Linked DNA regions of Mus musculus: region 1 is linked to region 2. A link is a loop called in an ENCODE intact Hi-C map of the cell type or tissue named here. Cell type or tissue: heart. All regions are shown on one strand. Each heading gives the region's core, and the rest is flanking DNA. Links, peaks and the distances in the headings are about the cores only.

Evidence for each region. Hi-C counts contacts between places; a loop is a spot of excess contacts. Peaks named below come from ENCODE experiments on the same cell type or tissue, not always from the same donor. Only the 100,000 strongest peaks of a DNase experiment are listed, where the experiment ranks them.
Region 1: it touches region 2 in a loop (2.3-fold over the local background); 10 of 42 quality-filtered maps call a loop at or near these places.

Annotation. Positions count from the first base shown.
Region 1 is chr1:161,894,406-161,900,352 of GRCm38, reverse strand. It overlaps Gm31925 (a long non-coding RNA gene), which reads right to left and starts at 4,060. Exons shown (of 3, transcript XR_373652.2): 1 at 3,969-4,060. In heart, for the core only: no CTCF peak of the experiment used is centred there; no DNase peak of the experiment used is centred there; H3K27ac peaks cover 392 bases.
Region 2 is chr1:161,966,286-161,972,232 of GRCm38, reverse strand. 4930558K02Rik (RIKEN cDNA 4930558K02 gene) reads left to right here. Exons shown (of 7, transcript NM_001204904.1): 2 at 4,237-4,322. Pigc (phosphatidylinositol glycan anchor biosynthesis, class C) reads right to left here and starts at 3,045. Exons shown (of 2, transcript NM_001039045.1): 1 at 2,954-3,045; 2 at 1-1,993. The coding sequence starts at 1,782. The coding sequence ends at 889. In heart, for the core only: a CTCF peak has its summit at 3,138 (motif pointing left); a DNase peak (open chromatin) is centred at 3,152; H3K4me3 peaks cover 1,663 bases; H3K27ac peaks cover 1,457 bases.

The DNA.
Region 1 (5,947 bases), core at 1,674-4,173, 72 kb after region 2:
AAGAAGGCTGCTCTGCTCAGGAGACCTGCTGTGAAGAAAGGGGAAGATGAGGTCGGGGCTCTGGTTTCATTGGCTCAGAGTCCCTCTGCATCTAAGTGGTTCTCTCACCTTTGTTACAATGGAAGCAGGTTCTGTTCAGAATCTCTAAAGCATATTTCCCCGCTTCTGCCTAGAACACAAAACATTCATTGTCTACTTCATGAAAGACACTGCATTGCAAAGATGAGAACACAAAGTTTCTGTCTGTAAGATGGCTCAGGAAGGAATAGATAGAGCATGAAATAAAAGAGATTTGTTGGTTACTTGTATCAGGACCAAGATAAATTAAGAACATTAGAAGTCATGTGTGAACCAAGGCAGAATTATCCTAACACCCAGCAAGAGGTATCAGGTGGCATTTCCTGGTAGGTGGGAAAAACAGACTACCCAGTATGGTAGAGACCCTTGCCTACTTTGGAGACATCTGAGACTTTTCTTGCCAAACTTTCTCAGATGTGAGGTTTTTGTTGTTGTGACTTCAAGATTTAGGGTGTGAATAATCAAGATTTAGTTTATGATCAAAGAGACATGATGGGTCACCATAGAAACTAAAAAATATGATATAAACTCACTGTGGTGCAAAAACTGTCTACCTCTGGTATGGAGGAAAATATATAATTCTTTTTTTTAATCAGGACCTGTTCATCTCTTCTTAATGAAGTTTTAAGTGACAGTTTTTTCTTTATCCCAGCTAGCTCCCAAATAAATGAGACAGAGATTATTAGATTTATTTAATAAGCTTGATGGCACAATAACTGAGCAGTTATTCATCTATTCTAATCTCTAAACTACTCTGGCTACCTCCCAGAAAAAGATCCTCTAGATACTTGCATTTTAGTACTGATCTGGCTCTCTCTGCTCCATGCCTGGTCTCTCTCATAGCATCTCCTCGACCCCCTTCTCATGGGAAATCCTCTCTTCCTTTCTCTTTTCCCCTTCCCCTTTCTGGGATAGGAAGTCCAGCCTTATTTTTCTCCTCTGCTCAGTCCTTGACTGATCAGCTCTTTACTGACCAGGGAATCTTTATAATTAGGGGATAATTGAGGAGCAATAGTTACACAACATTGAGACAGGGAATTCTTAGAATAAGCATTACAATGCCACATCTAGTTTGCAGTCAGACATGGGGACACTGAAGTCAGTGTGTGAATAATACAAGGATAATCTTTACACACTGCACAGTAACATTATGCCTACAATCTCTGGTTATGTGGTAGAGCCACTTACCACCAAGCCCCAGCAACCTGAGTCCAATCCCTGGAGTTCAAATAATGGAAAAAGAGAACCAGCTACTACAATGTGAATGTGACCTCAAGAAAAGCTTGCAAGACACTAACATTGGGATGCATATCAAGTTTTAGTCAATGAATTATCAAAGGTGAATCTTCTTTTATAATGCCTAACTGTAAACTTGTCTAATAATATTGACTGTTAAATGGATAAACTCCTTTAGCCTTTATTCTATGTGTCTTTGAGCCTTGAAAAAAAGTTGGCTTCCTTGATGAGTGCGCTGTGGTTCAAACTCTTCCTGCCCTGCACCCGTCATGTATACTTGGATTCTAGATACAACTGCTTTCAGGCCCTACTCTCCACTGAAGTGGAGAGCCAATGAATCCATGGTACCCAAGTGCCCCCAGAGGACTAGACAGAGCAGTCAGAAGAGAGATAAAGAGCAATAGAGAGAAGAAAAGAAGAAGGGAAGCCAAAGGAAGAGGAAGGCTCCTAGAGTTGATGCTGAGTTATGAGGCCAAATGATGAATGTTGCACTTGAACAACTGAGAAGAATCAGTGATCTAGGGAAAATGGGGTAAGAAGAGAGCTGGGGTAGCATGCTAAAGAAAAGAGCAGTGAAATAGGAAGATGGAGTCATAGTAACAATGGTGGCTTAGCGTATTCATAGTAACACTGATGGTTGGGGATATTTATTGAGATTAGTTGTTTTTCTGATATTCCACTAAACACTGACATGCATATTATTTTATAGGGACCCCATTAAGTATGTGCAATAATTACAGTTTTACATTTAATAAGTATCTTTGTAATAATAATTATTAGTTTATAGATTTGAGAATTCCAATCCACATGTACTGGCTAGTTTTGTGTCAACTTGACACAGGCTGGAGTTATCACAGAGAAAGGAGCTTCAGTTGGGGAAATGCCTACATGAGATCCAGCTGTAAGGCATTTCTCAATTAGTGATCAAGCTCGGAGGTCCCCTTGTGGGTGGGACCATCTCTGGGCTGGTAGTCTTAGGTTCTATAAGAGAGCAGGCTGAGCAAGCCAGGGGAAGCAAGTCAGTAAGAAACACCCCTCCATGGCCCCTGCATCAGCTCTTGCTACCTGACCTGCTTGAGTTCCAGTCCTGACTTCCTTTGATGATAAACAGCAGTATGGAAGTATAAGCTGAATAAACCCTTTTGTCCCCAACTTGCTTCTTGGTCATGAGTTTGTGTAGGAATAGAAACCCTGACTAAGACATAGTTCACAGATTTGAGAATTCCAATCCACATTAGCCAGTAATTTACAAAGGTAAACTTACTGCACAACTAGAATTAATAATGATCATATTTGAGTTGGATCTGTTCAACAAATCACTAGATTGCCTATTCTTTTGGAAGACACTTATCTGGGCAACAGGGAAAAAAAAAGTTTATGTTTATTTCCTAAGGAGAATGTTGTTAGGGGCAGTCTCTTTTCTCTTAAGACAAAAAACATAAGAGGATACATGTGAGAAGATGAGAAAGCAGCGGTGGCAAAGGAGGTTGAAGATAGGAAATCAGTTCTGGTTTGATGGAAACATTTGATTGGGTGAGAGAAAATTTCCCAAGGGACAGAAAGGGCTTCCGTTGCTGCCACAGTAAGTTAACTTGTAACGCGAAAGGAGGAAGAAAATGTCCGTGGACTTGATGATTAGGACATAATATTGTTTGAAAAGGAAGTCAGTTATTAACAAATGCTTCGTTGTTCTTCTCATGAGTTAGTTACTTGCCCTGTCAGAGGGAGTCAGCAGCCCGCAGTTGCCATTTCTGGTTATTCTATAGAGAGTGATCTAACAACGAAAAACAGTCTGCTCCTGTTCTGGACAGAAAAATGAATCATACTCTTTTTTTTATGAAGAAATGATTATCTATGAATAGTTATATAACTGGGAACTCTTCATTTAAGGGTCAGAATCTAAACTTGCGCTAACTCAGGCAGACGGGACATGCAGCAGATCTCCAGGTTTGGAGTCGCTAGTCTTGTGGAAAATGATGAACCAAATACTTAACTGCTGCCCACAGAAGCCTAGTTCCTGGGTTTTCAGATGGGGAAGGTGAAGCATGGGGATGTTAGAAAGTTAATACATAGGCTGTGAGATGGCTCCATGGAGTAAAGACACTCGCTACCAAACCCCATGACCTTAGTCCAATCTCTGGAACCCACAAGGTGGAAGGAGAGAACCAACTCCCATTAATTGTCCTCACCTTCAAATGTACATCATTGTATGTCTTCACACACAGACACAGATGCACAATAAACACATAAATATTCTTTCACAATAAATAAATAAATAAATAAATAAATAAATAAATAAATCTTTCCTTCCTTCCTTTCTAAAATTACCTAAAAGAGACTTTGAGTCATAACTGATAATAGTCTCAGATTGTTTTTTTCAACTTCAGGCCTACATAGTTCTCTGTTAAATGCTCTATATTAAATGTTCTATATTAAAGACAGGATTCAGTAGTAATTGTTACTGGTTTCCAGTTTGACGTCTCTGTAAACAGAGGTGTCTGATTACAAGTTCATTGCTGATTATACCCTCAAGGAACCGTCCGGGCGGCTCTGACTATATGTTTAAGAGCCAACTTCGCTCTTCTCATATAAAGCAATAGGGAAAAGTCATAGCAAATTCGCCTTGGGCCAGCAAGTCTCTGCTTGCCACCAACCTGTCTTCACCTGGATTCTTCAGGGTGATCTCAGTGAGAACCCCTCCTGCCGTGTCATAATGAGCGAGCAGAAGCGGAGGGAATCGCTGACACAGACCTCTGCCCTGTCATTTCCTCTTCCATGCTTGACTAAACAAAGGGCTGGCTTCCTCTGTTGCCATGAGGACGAATATAGACATCACTATATATATGTTAACAGATAAAGAGATCTTGCTTTTGCTCTGTATCTCTCAGCTTTAAATATTGTAAAGGGAGTGTGGTGAACAATGTCTGGAACCCCAAAACTTAGGAGGGAGGTTTAGGAAGGAGGACTGCTGTTGAGTTCCAGTCCAGCCTGGACTACAGCGGGAGACTGTGTCTCAAAAAGCGACAAAGCAAACAAAAAGAGTAGTCACGTAGCTGACATAATGTAAGCGCGTTTTTCTCTTTGTTCATGGAGTTTGAAAAGGTAATTACTGAATGCTTGGATGTAAAGCAGAGTTATGGATTTCATCACAGACATGGGTCTTGGCTATGGGTATAGATGGAAGGAAAGCAGTATAAAGAATACATACATCTTATTATATGCATGCAGATCTTAGCCTAAGGTACTGAGTGAATTTCTGGTTGAGAAAAGCTCCTAAGTGGGAACTAACTACTGGACTCCAGAATGACAGGCACAGCATACTAAGCACTCGCCTCAGGGGGAGAATTGATTGTCTGACAGAACTAGTCCCGTGTTCATTTTCCAAGCAGCCATGTTCTCCTTCTCCCTATGGATTCAGAATGAACTCGTCATTCGTTGGCCTTCCCTGTGCTATGTATGGTGTTTGCCAGATACTGCTATTCCCTCCCTCGGTTCTTACTTCAACCCCATGGCCGTCTCACTAGTCTCATTTGACAGACCTAGAGAATCTAAGCACTTTCCCCAAGGTCACAGAAGTAGTGAGTAGCCAGTCGGGTTCTGGAAATTCTAGTCTGTCACTTAAAAATATTGTTATTGCGATTGCATGTATGCATGTGTATAATGTTTGTGTGTGCATGCACGCATGCCACAGCACATGGTCAGAGGTTGGAGAAGAACCTGTGGAAGCCAGGCTTCTCCTTCCACTGTGGGCTCTGGTTACCAAATTCCCACTGTCAGGCTTTTTTTTGGCAAGTACTTTACTGCCTAAGTCATCTCACAGCCTGTAGGCCATCTTTCTTTTCTGATAGCGTGATCTATGTTCCTTCCACTAACCCTGCTCTTGCCATTTGTCCATCAAAGAGTTGCACCAGCATTTACTAATAAATGACAAGAGAGGAGAGTGGAGAAAGTAGTATTCTTTCATTGTTTTGATTTTATAAACAGAAAAATTATACACCATGCCTAGAAATAATGAATGGGGAATCCATAATTGAAGTTGCCATGAGACAAGATATAAAATTATCTATTCCCTCTAGTGTGTGTATGTGTGTGTGTGTTTGGTAGCATAAGCAAGCTCAGGAAAATATGAACAGTAAAAACATACTAGTTCTAACTGCAGGAGGTACAGGGGCAGCTGAGCTCTCAGCCCTTGGAATTTTATTTACTCACTGAAAGCTTTATGTGGCATGTGTCTGAAAGCAGACTTATCTCAGAAGAAGCACTCACACCAGTGACATCAGAGGGTCATGTAGCCGTGTGGGACCTAGAGATAAGCTTTGCATTGCAAAGCTGGTTGAAACCAAGAGCCTGTTTGTTAACTTCATGTGAAACATCCTTTTGGCAAACACGAAGTCCTTTGAAAGAAAGAGAGTAGAACACATGAGAATTGTAACCCAAAATTGAAGTAAATAGGAGTTATGAAGGAGAAAAAAAATCAACTATATCTGAATACATTGCTTTAATAATTAAGCTAATGTCACTTCTGTATGGCTCCTTCCCAGGGACATCACTGTCTAGAGTCCATCACTTAAGTGTCTTCTGGTAAGTGACTGTAAGGGTTGACCTGCCTGACCTTCCACTTTATTTTTAGGAC
Region 2 (5,947 bases), core at 1,697-4,196:
CTCTGAGCCACAGGTATGACTCCCAAACTGAGTAGAAACAACACTTTTGGAGCGGTAACAGCTGCCCTCACTGGGCACACTTGCTTGGTCCATAGTTTTCCATTCTCACTAGTATTACCTATCTGTTTCTCAAAGGCTTTCACCTGCTATCCTCCACGAGTAAATTAAATGTCACCTCTGGTTTCCTAACTGCCTGAGATGAACTCACCCTCCAGCCTCTTTCATATCGCTAACGTTTTGTTTCTATGGCATGTAGCTCTCCTTGAGTGACCACTTCTGTGGTATTGGACAACAAACTGGATGCCACCATCAGGGATTCTCAAATTTGGGCTCTAGATATATAAAGGTGTCCCTTAGTATACACAGAAAAGGCTAAACAACTGATTACACTTTTACACACACACACACACCTTCATACTACTTTTGTCTTATGCTCTCATAAAAATGAGACAGGGCCAGTGTGATGGCTCAGCTGGTAAAGGCCTGTTGCCAGGGCCTGAATTTGATGCGTGGGACATACATACTGGAAATAGACAAACCCCCTCTCTTATACACACATAAATAAGGGTTTCCTTGTTTTGTTTTTTTTAAAATACTAGACAATGCAATGGATATTACTTTTTTAATAAGCAGAACCCACATTACATCATTTGTTACAGGGAATAAAGGACAATAATTCATAACAGCACCAGAAAGCTTTTTCAGTCACAAAATAACTGAAGGACAAGCACCCTCCCCTAAGCCCTTGGTTAAATGCTTTCTTCTGATCTCAGCTCTACCATCTAGATCAGTCGGCTGCTTCAAGAGTGGACCCCTGCCTTTAAATGTTGCACCGGTTAGGCTCGAAGTCTTTCCGCTGGTCTTAATAATGAAATGAAGGTCCCTAGATTAGCTAAGGAACCTAGACAAGTCTTCCTTGATTTCAGCTTCATCCCAAGGCCCGTGAATATTTTCCTTAAAAAGCTGCAGATGAATGAGGTAGTAAGGGCAGAGACAGGAGATGGAAAACAGCAGGAGAGCAAAGAGTATGGCTCCCACAGCACTAATGGACAGAAGACCTCCAAAGGCAGAAAAGGCAAAAAGCAAAGTGACCCCTACATAGCTTCGCGGGGTGTACGCCTTCAGTTTCTTCTGTAACATGGGCCACAGTGCAAAGATCTGGATAGCAAACGTCACCATAATGAAGGCGTGGAGTGACCGGGGGAGGCGTGAGGCCAGGCAAACAGAAGCAAAGATGGCCATGTTCAAGGACAGGGTGCTGGATACAATAGCAGCATTGGCACCGTAATCAAAGAAGATGAGATGGCCTAACAGCATAAAGACTGCCATGGCGTAGATAGTGTCTGTACTGACAGACTCCGTCAGGGTCTTTAGCACAGGTGAAAAACCGTAAGTGAAAGTGATAAAGACCAGAGTACTCTTCAGGTCGGCCCACCGGGTCCGCCCACTCTTCTTCCGTCCATCACCTCCATCGATAAGATCGAATAAAACATACCCAACCAAGGAAGATGCCAGTCCGGTCCCAAAAAGCCACTGGGGAGCCAGAAGACCCTCATCCATGTACCACCAGATCACTACAAAAACACAGACACTGCACAGCTGCTGTATCACCACACTGGACTCAAATACCACAGCCCAGTACTGGTACTTCCGGGCATAGATGTTTTTCCGGAGTTCTTCCAGGAACCTCTGGTCAACATAGTTATCAGGGAACGGCTGCCGCTCATATAAAACCTTCTGCCACTTGACTTCTGGGGTGTCTGTTACACGTTGAGCACACATTATCTCATTCTTTCCTCAAATCCAGGTTGGCTCAATCTCCCTCAGGGACGTCCATGGGGTTCTGGTTCTTGATAAATCTGTAGATTAAGAACTCTCTGGAAATGCCATGCTGATACCCTACAGAACTTTCCTTGTTTACAAAGCCTTCAGTACAAGCTGAGCCTGCATTAGATGAGTTTGTCCTGAGGGTCAGGACAACACAGCTAAATTCCTAGAAGAGAGAACTGTAAATATATGGAAGCTGGCATCAGATACAATAAAAAACAACTTGGCTTACTGAAAGCCTAGATAAATTGTGTCTGGTGACATAATGCGGCATTAAGCCTTCACATTTTAAAGTGTAGTCTTAATAATTGATATCTGCATCTAACTCAGAATGTTAAATGTCTTATGCACCTTCTTTAACTGTCACAGCCTTACAAGTTAATACCAGTTATGAGTTTACCTAATAAGACATCTGAGTTTCAAAACAGTAGAGTATTTAGGTCCCAGGCTAACAGCGTGGAGCCAGACCTCCTACAAAAGTCTAGTGTCAAAGTCTCTGCTTCTGGTCGTCCTTCTCTAAGCCAGTCTTAACTTGGGCATTCATACACTCTAAGGTTTATACTATTTTTGCATGATTATATTTGCAACTTACGCAAATTTATAGGGACAGAATCCATCCATAGCCGTTACTAGGTCCCCAAAGGTATCTGAATAAGTTATCGGTCGAATGACAATAACCTGCACCGTACAAAAGGGCATGATCTCTCTATAGTTTTAGCCCAAACCAAGAACTCAAATCTTTTTTGTTCATTAGCTGAACTTACTATCCTTTAAAGTGCTATATCATCCTAATTAACTGAAACAGCAAAACTCTAGCGCAGGATCAAGAAAACAATCATCCCAGTCGTAAACACAGAGGTCATTCAGCAAATTCGAGAAAGAACTTCCTGCCGGACCGTCTGTATTTTTCGTGGAGGCTAGGATAGACCTTTGCTTTAAAAGCCGTACACCCTGGAGTCGGCCCTCACGCACTGGGACCTCGGGATTTGAAAGGTCCCCGTCACCGGGCGGCGAAGGGTCTTGGGCTACCACTCACCCAACCGGCCTGCCCCGCCCGCCGCTGCCGACCCCCGCCCCAGCCTTGGATCAGCCGGAAGCGCTCACAGCGAAGGACGCCGGAACCCACCTGCACCAAGCTCTTTAGGGGGGTGCACGACCGAGAAGAGCGGCCGCCTAGCTACTTCTACATCCGGGACGCCGGCTTGGAAGGGGACTACTGTGGAGGAGCACTTCCGGATCCGCAGCACTCGGCGGCCAAAGCGTCCCGCCCCGAGACTCCACACCGCGAGGTCACTGCTGCCCTCTACTGATTGCTCCTCTCCTGGCAATCTGCTCCTAGTGGAATGCTAAGCCTGGGAAGCAAATCCCTCAGTGGGAATTACTTCACAGGGTGTGGAAGGCAGGAGAAGGCAGGAAGAGTCGCGGGGCTGGTGGAAGACTGGTAACTGCAAGGTTACCATGACATGTGTTGACAGGCTCTCAGCCAAGGGACTTTCCATGCATCCAAACCCTCCTCCTATAGGTGCCAAACCAGGCTTCTGGTATTCACCAAAAAAAAAAAAAAAAAAAAAAAAAAAAAAAAAAAAGGGGGGGGGAGTCGGGGAGATCCCAGATCTCACATAGCATCCTGTGCGTTGACTTGCACAGAGACGATGCGATCATTAGTTTGTTTTTGACCAAAGTCAGGCAGCTGGTTAGTAATTGCAAGTAGATCAGAAATATCCAAATGTGGATGGCTCCAAAGCTGGATCCTTTCCTAGACTTTGCCACCTAAAAGAGATGAGGGTGGAGAGCCTTTGGGACGAGAGATTGCTGATTTTCAACTGGGGTCTTGGAAGTGTCACAGGATTTATAAATAGATGGAAGCTCGAAGAATTTAAAATATAGAGACTGTTAAATAGTGTGGACACAGAGGCAGAAAGCATGAACCCATTTATTCATATTCACACTATCTGGGCTTTGAATTCTTTGTCTGTAAAAGAAAGAAGGCGCTTATTTGTTCTTGGCCACCTTATGGAATGGTTGGAGGACTCTCGTGTTAAAATAGTTTGCAATGTATTGATTGCTGTGTGGTTGCTGTTAGCTTACTTTGCTTATTGTAATACCAGCACTGGTCAAGTATTTTAACTTTTTTTTAATATTTTGTTTTTAATTATGTCTACATATGTGCTCCTGACTCCAGGTGTCTGTGGAGGTCAGAAGAAGGTGCTAGGTCCCCTGCCGCTATAGTTACAGGCAGTCATGAGCTGGCTTGTGGGTGCTGTCAACTAAACCTGGCTTTTCTCCAAGAGGAAGGAGTGCTGTTAGCCACCAAGGCATCTCTCTGGCCCTGTGACTCCCTTTAAGATTTAGTCTTCGGAAGTGTGATAAACTCTGCAACCTGATCTCTTTCCATTTCTCTCTCTGTAGGCTTTTGTTCCAAAGTTTGACAAGATTCCTTGGCTGAGTGAGGCCAGCCTGGTAAACAAACCATTGATCCTGAGCATCCCCAGAAGGTAACTTCCCAGCTTCTGAGGACAGAGCCTTCGAGGCAGAGCTCAGTGGTTGTACTCTTAAGGTGGAGAGGTGCATGTGCCCTGTTGAGAAACCAAGTCGAATGCAAAAAAAAGAAAAAGAAAAAGAAAAAAGAAAGAAACGCCCTGGGTTTCTCAGACAAAGGTTATGCTATGTAAAGGCCTGGCTAGAAGAAATGAGAGCCGCCATAACCTTCATTTCTGCGTGTACTATTCAACCACAGACACTGTAACTCAAAACACTTCCATAGTTTCCCCCCACCCCGCTTCAATTTCTAGTCTTCGAATTCTAATTATCAATAACCTAGAACTATAACACGCCATCTTTATAGAGTAGCAATAGCTGTATTTCACGTGGGGCCTCCTCCAGTTTCATGGGTCGCTCATGCCCTCACAAAGCCAATAGATAACACATTTCTGATTTTGAAAACTGAGGATTTATATGTATGGGGCATTTCAGCTTCTACTTAAAATAATTAAGTTCTTCATTCAACACCTCCCCGCCCCTTACAGTTAAGTTGTCCCTGGGTGTGGTGATAAATCTCTGAGAGAAATGTAGGTTGTGAGATGATGGCGGGAAATAAGGAATCGGGGATGAGCAAGGACGGTGCAGAGGCAGTTCCATAGGCTTGTCTTAGACTGGAAATGGTTGCTAGAGAGAGCACAGGCTCAAAGAGTTTCTTTTCCTGTTGATAATCGTCATACATCTTTAGGTCTGTGAGCAAATGACCACATGAGGGGCATCCATGCCTCCATAACACATGTCTGCTTTGTCTACTCTTTAAAACAGTTCTCAAAAGGCTGATAGATGATTTTGTGTATTTTCAGAGCAAACATTTGAGTGCATGTTGTGTGTGTGTGTGTGTGTGTGTGTGTGTTTATCTGGCATGAGCAATGAGAGGTTCAATAAACTCAAAGGTTTGTTTAGGAAGTATCAAAGTAATATACCCACTAAGAGTTGATAACACCTCAAGAGTCATCGTGAGTAAATGATAACTTAGCATCCGTTTTCAATTCGACTATGTCATAAGCTCACATGCAGTCAGCTGGAAGCCACACTGATTAGGTTGGTCAGATGGAAGTAGCAGTGAATGGAAGAACTGGCCAAAGGTGACACTCCCTCTTCCTCAGTCAATGTTGCCTCAGATATCTGAGTCCAGGGCCAAATACGCTCAGTTTTCTAATTAGAAATATAGAAACTTTCAATTGCTAATGCCTGACATTAATAAGCTAACCGCCACCATCCCTTAGTACTCCCTGCCCATTAGATGCACTCTGAACCAGGGGCATCCCAGTGCATGTTCATCTTGCCTCCAACTCCCCTGTCCTCTGTCTGAGCCTCTGGTGAAAGGCAGGAAGTGGAGAGCAGAGCAGAGCTTGAGAGAGGCAGGCTTAGTACTCAACTGGGCAGGCATGGTACCTGTTTCAGAGTCAAGGTCAGGGTTGTCAGGGAGACGGGGCTATCTACAGCATCTGGAAAGGGACACAGAAACACACCACCACCACCACCACCGGCCAAATGTAGGTGAGTGATAAGAAGTTACTTAAGGTAGTAAGTGAAATTCTTTCCAATCAAACGCTAAGACTGAGGGAGCAATCTTGGTGTC